2 separate regions of the Homo sapiens genome follow, and region 1 is linked to region 2. Evidence: chromatin loops called from intact Hi-C (ENCODE). Cell type or tissue: dorsolateral prefrontal cortex. All regions are shown on one strand. Each heading gives the region's core, and the rest is flanking DNA. Links, peaks and the distances in the headings are about the cores only. Region 1 overlaps UBE2H-DT (UBE2H divergent transcript). Region 2 overlaps UBE2H (ubiquitin conjugating enzyme E2 H).

Region 1 (5,376 bases), core at 281-5,280, 100 kb after region 2:
GCATTCATCCAGCATTTTACCTCACTTAAGTCTCAAAATACTCTGATGAAGGGAACAGTATAATTAACGTCTGAGATTCATAGACATGGAAACAGATGCCGGGAGGCAAAATGACTTGCTTAACGCAACAAAGCTAATAATAGAGGCAGAACTGTAACTAAGCTTCAGATTCTGTGACTTCAAATCTCATGCTGCCTCCCCACCTCACCCCTAATAATTCACACGTCTGTGCAGCTGGGCAGGTTGCTCACCATACAAACAGTCCTTGCTCTGCTAGATAGATTTCATATGGACCAGAAGTAGCTTTGACTGTGTGCTGTATCTCAATTTCATTAACAATTTTTTTTTCCTGTCACCCAGGTTGGAGTGCAGTGGCACAATCATAGCTCACTGCAGTCTCAATCTCAGGGGTCAAGTGATCCTCCTGCCTCAGCCTCCCAAGTAGCTGGGACTACAGACACCTGTCACCACACCTGGCTAATATTTTTATTTATTTATATTTATTTATTTATTTATTTATTTATTTAATTAATTTATTTATTTATTGAGATGGAGTCTTGCTCTGTCTCCCCGGCTAGAGTGCAATGGCGCGATCTCCGCTCACTGCAACCTCCGCCTCCCAGGTTCAAGTGATTCTCCTGCCTCAGCCTCCTGAGTAGCTGGGGTTACAGGCGCGTGCCACTATGCCCAGCTAATTTTTGTATTTTTAGTAGAGGCGGAGTTTCACCGTGTTGGCCAGGCTGGTCTCGAACTCCTGATCTCAGGTGATCTGCCCACCTCTGCCTCACGAAGTACTGGGATTACAGGTGTCAGCCACCGCACCCGGCCAATTTTTTAATTTTTTATTTTTAGTAGAAATGAGATCTCGCTATGTTGCCCAGACTAATCTTGAACTCCTGAGCTCAAGTGATTCTCCTACTTTGGTCTCCCAAAGTGCTGGGATTACAAATATGAGCCACCGTGCCCAGCCTAAAACAAATTTTCTTTCTTTTTTTTTTTTTTGAGACAGAGTCTCGCTCTGTAGCCCAGGCTGGAGTGCAGTGGCAAGATCTCGGCTCACTGCAAACTCCACCTCCCGGGTTCATACCACTCTCCTGCCTCCGCCTCCCGAATAGCTGGGACTACAGGCGCCCGCCACCACGACCAGCTAATTTTTTGTATTTTTATTAGAGACGGGGTTTCACCCTGTTAGCCAGGACGGTCTCAGTCTCCTGACCTTGTGATCCACCCACCTCGGCCTCCCAAAGCGCCGGGATTACAGGCATGAGCCACCGTGCCCAGCCAACAAATTTTTAAATGTATAAATAAAGCCTTATTTATTTTTATTTTTGAGACAGACTCTCACTCTCTTGCCCAGGCTGCAGTGCAGTGCAGTGGCACAATCTTGGCTCACTGCAACCTCCACCTCCCAGGTTCAAGCCGTTCTCCTGCCTCAGCCTCCCATGTAGCTGGGATTATAGGTGCCTGCTACCATGCCCGGCTAATTTTTGTATTTTTAGTAGAGACGGGGTTTTGCCATGTTGGCCAGGCTGGTCTCAAACTCCTGACCTCAGGTGATCTGCCCGCCTTGGCCTCCCAAAGTGCTGGGATTACAGGCGTGAGCCTCCGTGCCTGGCCAAAGCCTTATGTTTTACAAGATACTTTTCAAACTATCTTTTTCTGCCGGGCGTGGTGGTACGTGCTTGTGGTCCTATAGTCCCAGCTACTCAGGAGGCTGAAGCAGGAGGATCACTTGAGCCCAGGAGTTCGAGGCCGCAGTGAGCTATGATTGCACCAGTGCACTCCAGCCTGAGCACCAGAGTAAGACCCTGTCTCCAGAAAAACAAAACCCTCCAAAACAAACAAAAAATCCCCCCTCTACCTTTTTATTTAATTACTGGTTGTTAAGTTGTAATAGTGTTAATGCAATCAACAAAAAGTAAACTATAGCAGAAAGAGTGCAGAGCCCTGAGTTGGATAGACCTGGGTTAGAGATCTTACTTGGTTTACTGACTCTGCAGTTCAAAATTTTCTCATCTGCAAAAGAAAGTTGAGAATAATGTCTGTTGACCTAATTCTGTAGAGGTATCATAGGATCAAATGAGACAACGCTTTTGTATAGGTTTTGTGAATTATAAAGCTCCAAACAAGGTTAGTTATCCTTATTTTAATTAAAAAAAAAAAAAAAAAAAAAAACGGGGGCTGGGCGCAGTAGCTCATGCCTGTAATCCCAGCACTCTGGGAGGCCGAGGCAGGCAGATCACCTGAGGTCAGGAGTTCGAGACCAGCCTTCCGAACATAGTGAAATCCCACCTCTATTAAAAATACAAAACTAGGCTGGGTGCAGTGGCTCACGCCTGTAATCCCACCACTTCGGGAGGCCGAGGCGGGCGAATCATCTGAGGTTGGGAGTTCGAGACCAGTCTGGTCTGACCAACGTGGAGAAACCCCGTCTCTACTAAAAATACAAAAAATTAGCCGGGCGTGGTGGTGCATGCCTGTAATCCCAGCTATTAGGGAGGCTGAGGCAGGAGAATCACTTGAACCTGGGAGGCAGAGGTTGCAGTGAGCTGAGATCATGCCATTGCACTCCAGCCTGGGCAACAAGAGTGAAACTCCATCTCAAAAAAAAAAAAACAACAAAAAAACAAAATTATCAAAGCATGGGGGTGCACGCCTGTAATCCCAGCTACTCGGGAGGCTGAGGCAGGAGAATCACTTGAACTTGGAAAGTGGAGGTTGTGCAGTCAGCCAAGATCACGCCACCGCACCCCAGCCTGGGCGACAAGTTTGTAGTCTTTGGACAAGGCTTTTATCTTTTTTGAAACTCTGTCTCAAACAAGACAGAAAAAAAAACCCAAGGGTTTCCATGTCAGTTCTCTCTTTTTGCTCTCCCATGTTGAGAACAAATGAGATGGAGAAGAGCTACAGAAGTGTATGTTATGTGAAAATGTGCTTTTTTTTTTTTTTTGAGACATGGTCTCTGTCACCCAGGCTGGAGTGCAATGGCTAATTTTTAAATTTTTTATGGAGATGGGGTCTCACTATGTTGCTCAGGTTGGTCTTGAACTACACTCAAGTGATCCTCCTGCCTTGGCCTCCCAAAGTATTGGGATTACCGGTGTGAGCCACCGCACCTGGCCCAAAATTTTCCTAATGCTATCAACGTCAGGCCACATGCTTGCTGGGGCACACAGTCCTGCTCTTTGTTTCTTAGCCTAAGCATAGCTCTAAATTTCCTCTTTCCAATCTCCAGCTGCTTTCCCCTTCCACTGCCTATGCTGGTCTGCCTTCTTCTTATCAAGAGGAGGCCAGTCATGTCTTCCGGACCCCTTTCAAAGTAGGTTCTTCAAGGGACCAGAATGGAAGCCCTCGTCCCCAGGCCAAGGTTGCAAGGCAAAGTTAGCTCCGCCTCCAAACTCCTACATTGATGATAAACATGTATTTGTTCATTTAGGTAACAAATATTTCCTGAGCATGTTCTCTGTACCAGGCACCTGCTGAGTGCCAGGGCTGCCATCACAGGAAGGTCATGTGGTGGAGGGGAAAGGAGCGGTTGAGAAGTTCCAATGAGTGTCTGTTTTGTTTTGTTTTGTTTTGTTTTTTGATATGGAGTCTCGCTCTGTTGCCAGGCTGGAGTGCAGTGGTGTGATCTCGGCTCACTGCAACCTCCACCTCCTGAGTTCAAGTGATTCTCCTGCCTCAGCCTCCGGAGTAGCTGGGACTACAGGCGCATGCCACCATGCCCAGCTAAATTTTTTTTGTATTTTTAGTAGAGATGGGGTTTCACCAAGGATGGCTGACCAGGAAGGTGTCCCCTCCCCTGTAGATCCTTGGCCTCCATTCAGTCCCCGGGGTTTGGGGGTAAGGATCGGAAGCTAACCTGACTGTTCACAACTGGTTTGGAGACTTGGACGGTGCACTGCAGCTTTGGGGCGCACTGATGAGGTCGGGCACTGAATTGGGGAGGGGGTTATCATCCCCACATAGACAAGGAACTCAGTTTCTTGGGGCACCCAGACACATAGCAGCTTTGACTCTCTCAAGTGACTTTGAGGTAGGTGAGGTCAGCTAGTAGGAGCCAAAGCCAGAGACAGAGAACCGGATGTATGGTGACCATGGTGACTGTCCATGACAGATTGGCTTTTGGACACAGGTGAAGATCTGGGGACCCTGGGTGGCACTAAATTCCCTCTCCGGCAGTCAAGGGGGCAAGCATCAGGCTTCTTTCTCAAAGCCTTGTCTCCGTTGCCTCAGATGCGGTGACCTGTCCTGCACAGTCTGCAGGCTCTGCTGCTCACTTCCAGCTCAGAGATGGGGCACAGCCGGAGCCTAAACCTCCTGCTCCTCGGGTGGCAGGCCAGGCGGGCCACAGGACTGCAGAAGGCAAGATGGCAGCAGCTGAGAGAAAGGACTTCCTCTGCCTGTCACCACCCGATGGCCCTCTTGCTTCCAACCCACAGCCTAGGTGCCTGGCAGCCTGATTCTCAGGGCATTCTTCTGTGGTCCTTGGCTCTCCATGCTGCCTCTGTCTTCTGCTCTTACCCTGTTCTTGACTCAGGTGCCAGCCACCTTTCCCACCTGGAGGAGCACCCCCCCATGCCCAAACCAAGTTATACCTCATGTGGGGGGTGTGAGAGAGAGTTTCAAACTTCTTCCAAAGGTTCTTTGACATGTTCTGAACGTCTTAATGTTGTTCTGAACATTAGATACTTGTTAATACCCCACTGGACAGATAAAGAGACTGAACGCCAGGTGCGGTGGCTCATGCCTGTAATCCCAGCACTTTGGGAGGGTGAGGTGGGCGGATCGTTGAGCACAGGAGTTTGAGACCAGCCTGGGCAACATGGTGAGACCTTGTCTCTACAAAAAAAAAAAAACAAAAACAAAGATAAAGGGACTGAAATGGAAACTGACTTGCCCAAGGTCAGTTACCAGGGTGGGGCACCCAGATAGCCAGGCTCCCTATTCCAGCTCGGGCCTCCCCAACGCCAGGTCACCACCTCGTGCTGAGCACTGAGCACACATAGCTTGCATATCCCAAGTCCCCTAGGACAGTCTTCTTTTTTTTTTTTTTTGAGACAGAATCTCACTCTTGCTTAGGCTGGAGTGCAGTGGTACGATTTCGCCTCACTGCAATCTCCGCCTCCCAGGTTCAGGCGATTCTCCTGCCTCAGCCTCCTAAGCAGCTGGGATTACAGGTGCATGCCACCATGCCTGGCTAATTTTTGTATTTTTAGTAGAGATGGGGTTTCACTCTGTTGGCCAGGCTGGTCTCGAACTCCTGACCTCAAGTGATCTACTTGCCTTGGCCTCCCAGGATTACAGGTGTGAGCCACCACGCCCGGTCAGTACTGTTTTATGATGGCTCTTTAGTACTCCTTGGAGGAACAGAGC
Region 2 (5,376 bases), core at 263-5,262:
TAGGAAGTAGCCTACAGCCTCCTATTTAAGGTGGAGGAGCTTGTTAGAAATGAACACACTGGACCCCAGTTTCAGACTAACTGAATCAAAATCTCCATTTTAACAAGAGTCCCCAGTAACTGAGAAGCACCAGCCTAAGGCAAGTGAAATGATCTCTAAGCCTTGCCTCCCCCCACCATTTACAAAAGTGGGGATAAGCATATTTACCCTACGGGGAAACTGAGGATTAACAGGTGCCAAATATTTACCAAGCCTCTATCAAGAGGTGTTAGTGTCTTACATATGTTACATCGTTTAATCCTCTCAACAACCCTATCATGCAAGTATTGTTTCCATTATAAAAAATGAATACACTGTCGGGCTGCAACCCCGTCCAAGGTCGGACTGCTATTGAGTCGTAGAGCTGCTACTCACTGTGGCTCCCTGCTCTGCATTTGGCTTCCCATTAACCTCAATAATGCATATGCAACCTAGTGCAGCCAAGGGCACAGAATGTGTGAGAGCAAGGGAGGAAAGAAGCCTTGCACCTACAGAGAATCTAAACACTAGTTTAAAGCACAATCCACAAAGTTCAAAAACTGTACTCATATAAGCTTAAATGACTCAGCTGTGCTTATCCTTGAACTGATTTTCAGATAAGGATGTGGCATTAAATGAACAGTATTTATTTCAACAGTTGTGCTAAAATAGATCAACCAGCAGAATGCAACGACGGTTAATAAGACTATGTGAAAATTCTCAATAAGACACAGAAAACTCTCAATATAGCTTTATTCCAGGCTCCTGAGGGATAGGAATTCAGACAAGAAAAGGAACATCCTAAGAGTGTCTGTAATTGTAGGATATATTTCACATAAAGACTGAAATTCTCGGCCAGGCATAGTGGCTCATGCCTGTAATCCCAACACTTTAGGAGACCCAGGTGGGAGAACCACTTGAGGCCAGGAGTTTGAGACCAGCCTGGGCAACACAGCAAGACGCCATATCTACAAAAATTTTAAAACTATGGCTGCATGTGGTGGCTCACGTCTGTAATCCCAGCACTTTGGGAAGCCAAGGCAGGAGGACTGCTTGAGCCCAGGAGTTTGAGACTAGCCTACGCAACAAAGCAAGACGCCATCTCTATTATTTAAAAAACAAAACAAAACTAGCTGAGCACAGTGTTACACACCTGTTATCCAAGCTACTGAGAAGGCTGAAATGGGAGGATCCCTTGAGCCCAGGAGTTCAAGGCTACAGGTAGCTATGCTGGCATCTGTACTCCAGCCTCGGCAATAGAGTGACACCCTGTCTCTTAAAAAATAATAAGTTCTAGGTTATCTTTCAATCGTTATTTTTTGAGTATTAACATTCCAGAAAAGAATGTGCAAAATTAACATTTAGAATCCCAATTTATAACAGTGCTAGTTCCAAACAAATCTAAAGTATGTGAATCACTCACTGTATCGACAGCTGTCTAATTTCACTCATCCAAGCCCACAATATGCCTGACACGGTCTCAGTCTGCCACATTCTTCCTCTCTTACCTTTCTAGATACACTGGTCTTCTTTCATTTCCTCAAACACAATAAGCTCTCTTCCTCCCCAGGGCCTTTGCAATGGCTATTTCTTCTGCCCAGCCCTGATTTCCCTGTTTTGACAGATAGCTTGCTGATTCTTATCCTTTAAGGTGTGTCTTTTTTTTTTTTAAATAGAGATGGGGATCTCGCTGTGTTGGCGAGGCTGGTCTCAAACTCCTGGCCTTAAGCGATCCTCTTGCCTTGGCCTTCCAAAGTGCTGGGATTAACAGTGTGAGCCACTGCACCAGGCCTTTATGGTGTGTCTAAATGGCACTTCCTTAGAGACCTTTCCGATCACCTGAAGTACATGCCCAACAGACCATCCCAATTATTCTCTACCTCATTCTATTGTCTATTTCCTTGTAGGTTTTATCATGAGTACTATTTTGTCTTTTTATATCCTCCCTCACCTCGAACGAAATTCGACTTCCAAGAGGGCAAGAACCTTATTTGCCTTTATTCCTGACATGTAGCTGAGTGACTAGCCTCGGCTACGTGTCAGTGGATGCTCAACAGAAACTGGTTAAATGAATAGTGTGAGTAGGTGCCAGGCACTACGCTAGACAGTAGGATCTGGAAATAAGAGAGCATCTGCCCTCTGAAAGCTCCAAGTTTAGTGGGGAAATGAACAATCAATAAACTACCAAAGAGGCAGTTAAGAGTGATATGAGGGTTACTCAGCAGTGCTGAAGAGGCACACTGAAGGTGCTCCTGTCCTAATCCAGGAGGTGGGGAAGCCAAAGGTGTTTTCAAGAGGTGGTGATGCTGGCTAAATGCAATGGGAGATTAGCATTTTGCTCTTATATGGCAGCTACAGTGAAGTTTTTTCCAAGGACATGAAGTAAGATGGCCCCTCAGAGTTCAACTCGAGATCAACACACAATGACTGAGGGGAGTACAAGCCATTTGAAAGAGAAAATCTGGTTTTCCACATAGCAAGATTCAAGTACAGCCAGAATCAATGTATTCAGACATGCAAAGGATTAAGGTATCTCATAAAAGGGTCACCCCTGCAAGCTCAGAAGAAGAATGAAAAAGAAAGACTGGCAGGGGCCACTGAAGCAACTAGATAGGGGAGAAAAGGAGTCTTTGTTCATAGACATGAGGTTTCTGGTCACAACAGATCTACGATGAGATGGTGGTATCATCAGATTGTGTCAGACCATTATACATTTGATTCATCTCATTGTTTTTGTTCTAATGCCTTCTCGAATAACCTTCTTTCCAATGATAGTATGGGATCCCAGCTATGTTTACCTATAGAGACCAGAAACACTGGTACACAATTAAAATTATATGCTGGTTTTCCAGTTGTACCTTTCAGACTTATGAGCTTGGTTCATCTGATGCCATGGAAGTAGATCTGCTCTTAGTACACAAATTAGATGCTTGGAAGGCAGGGGAGTCCCCTTCCCAACAAAGGATAAGGTTGGCCAGAACTCAAAACAGAGGAGGAAAAGGATTTTTGTAAGAAATGTTTGAGGTGAACCTCACAGACACAGAAAGAGAAGGAAGAGGGACAAGCCAAGGATGATTCCAATGTTTCTGGCTTGAGTTATCTCAAGTTGAGTTATCCTGGTATTGCTGATGGTAATACCATTCAGCAATCGAGGAATAAGAGAGGGCCTAAGACTTACAGAGAGGCCAGGCACAGCGGCTCACGCCTGCAGTCCCAGCTACTCAGAAGGCCAAAGCAGAAGGATGGTTTGAGCCCAGGAGCCAGGAGTTAGAGGTTACAATGAGCTATGACAGTGCCACTGTACTCCAGCCTGGGCCACTGAGCGAGACACTGTCTCCAAAAAAAAAAGACTTATACAGATGTTCCATTTAGGACATGTTGAATCTGGGGTCTCTGAAAAGCAGCAAAGAGAAGATGTCCAGTAGGCATTTGGCCATCCAAGACCAGAGCTCAAGAGATATGGAATTTTTATTCTAAAAACACATTCAGGCAATAATAGATGAAATCACTCAAGAATAGGGTACTAACTACCAAGAGATAAGGATGAACTGTGAAACCCCGAGTAAAGCCATTTTTTTTTCTTTCTTTTTTTTTTTTTGAGACAGTCTTGCTCTGTTGCCCAGGCTGGAGTGCAGTGGCGCCACCTTGGCTCACTGCAACCTCCACCTCCCGGTTCAAGCGATTCTTGTGCCTCAGCCTCCTGAGTAGCTGGGATTACAGGTGTGTGCCACCACATGCGGCTAATTTTTGTATTTTTAGTAGAGGCAGGGTTTCACCATGTTGGCCAGGCTGGTCTCGAACTCCTGGCCTCATGTGATCCACCCACATCAGCCTCCCAAAGTGCTGGGATTACAGTTGTGAGTCACGCGCCCAGCCCTGAGTAAAGCCAGTATTTAAGAGAAGAGGAACCTACAAGGTATCCTGAGAAACAGATAGGCATCTAGAATTAAGTTAAGTATTTGTTAGGTTATCATTTAATGTCTGCTTTCAACAAGTATGCAATGTCTTACAGAGAAAATTCAAGTTTTAAAAAGAAAAAAAAATTTGCTTATAGTAAAGTTACTGAAAAAGAAAAAGTTCTTTCAGAATACCGTAACATGGCTTCCTGGGACAGGAAGGAAACCAATGAGATACACCCTCCTGACCTCTTACCAGTACTTCAAAAAGTGCAATAAAGCTGGTTGAGAGAAACAAAGAAGTTTCTTTGGAGACCTACTTTAAACGCTTAATCCGTGCCAAAAGTCCAAAGTCCATGAAGCTAACTACCTTTGGATGAATTTTCAAGGCAGAGATAAAATCTCCAATGTGCACTTTAATGACTAATACTAGTTTTGAGAGACATTACTACACATCTATGCTCTGGGACAGACCAAACCTTCAGTCTCTACGTCAATGGTACAACAGAGTACTATTCTCCCCAGTAGTGTTACTGAATTTGCGACTCACTGAGTTGGAAGAGCTGCTTAAAGGTTTATCATCATCAAAAGCCATTTATTAGGGGGTGTTCTTGTTTTTTTTTGAGCAAAGTGCTAAAAACTCCGTTGTACGTTTCCTACCCCATCATAGTTTACAACTTTGTTGGGTAAGATCAAATGACTCCAAAAAACACCTCTGGAATTTCAATACAAGTTGCGATAGTTAAGTGCCAAAACAAGCGGTATGACAGCTGTCGGGATGCAGAAGTAATCAGTAAAGCCTGGATCGTGTAAGAAAATGGGGCTTGAGCCAGACTTTAAGGAAAGGCCAAGCAGTCAAGAAGGAATATGATGTCCAAGGAATATCATAGGCAGGGTACAGCTGACAGCAAAGGCACAGATGCAGCAACTGTGCCTAGAACCAGTTGATCAGTTTTATTGCAATAAGAGGTTCATGTAGCCGGGTTGTGGTAGATAAAAGCAGATAAGTAGACAAAAAGCAAGACGGTAGAGAGCCAGACCACAGCATTTTGTACTTTATCCTATGAACAGTACATAGCCAGTGAAGGTTTTATGCCGAGGTAGATGACGGATGCAAAGCACAATTTTAGGAAAATTAATCTGGCAACTGTGTATAGAAAGGTTAATGGAATATCATCATTGTGACGAGGTATACATGTGTCAAAACTCATCAAATGTATACACTTAAAATTGCTGAATTTTACTGCATATAAATTATACCTCAGGAAGACCAATTTTTTCAAAACAAAGGACAAAGATAAAGACAAGAATAAGCAGATTATTAAAATACAGGCTGGAAAAAAAGTCAGGCTGTAAAATCCTGAATATTTGATAGCTGAGATTAATTCAAGCCAGCTGATTATACACATTTTTTCCCAACTTCAGCAACATAACACTAGTAGCCTGAAACCAGCCATGATAG

Evidence for each region. A loop is a pair of places that touch in the nucleus more often than their neighbours do. Peaks named below come from ENCODE experiments on the same cell type or tissue, not always from the same donor. Only the 100,000 strongest peaks of a DNase experiment are listed, where the experiment ranks them.
Region 1: a loop joins it to region 2, with 2.0 times the contacts of the local background. A loop is called at or near these places in 4 of 110 quality-filtered maps.

Annotation. Positions count from the first base shown.
Region 1 is chr7:130,002,660-130,008,035 of GRCh38, forward strand. All of the region lies in intron 2 of UBE2H-DT (UBE2H divergent transcript), which reads left to right. Among named protein-coding and RNA genes, the nearest start is that of ZC3HC1, 46 kb to the right of the region's middle. RefSeq lists enhancers at 3,839-4,339, 4,340-4,840. In dorsolateral prefrontal cortex, for the core only: no CTCF peak of the experiment used is centred there; no DNase peak of the experiment used is centred there.
Region 2 is chr7:129,902,610-129,907,985 of GRCh38, forward strand. The region is part of intron 1 of UBE2H (ubiquitin conjugating enzyme E2 H); the gene reads right to left. Among named protein-coding and RNA genes, the nearest start is that of UBE2H, 48 kb to the right of the region's middle. RefSeq lists an enhancer at 1,784-1,833. In dorsolateral prefrontal cortex, for the core only: no CTCF peak of the experiment used is centred there; no DNase peak of the experiment used is centred there; H3K27ac peaks cover 1,311 bases.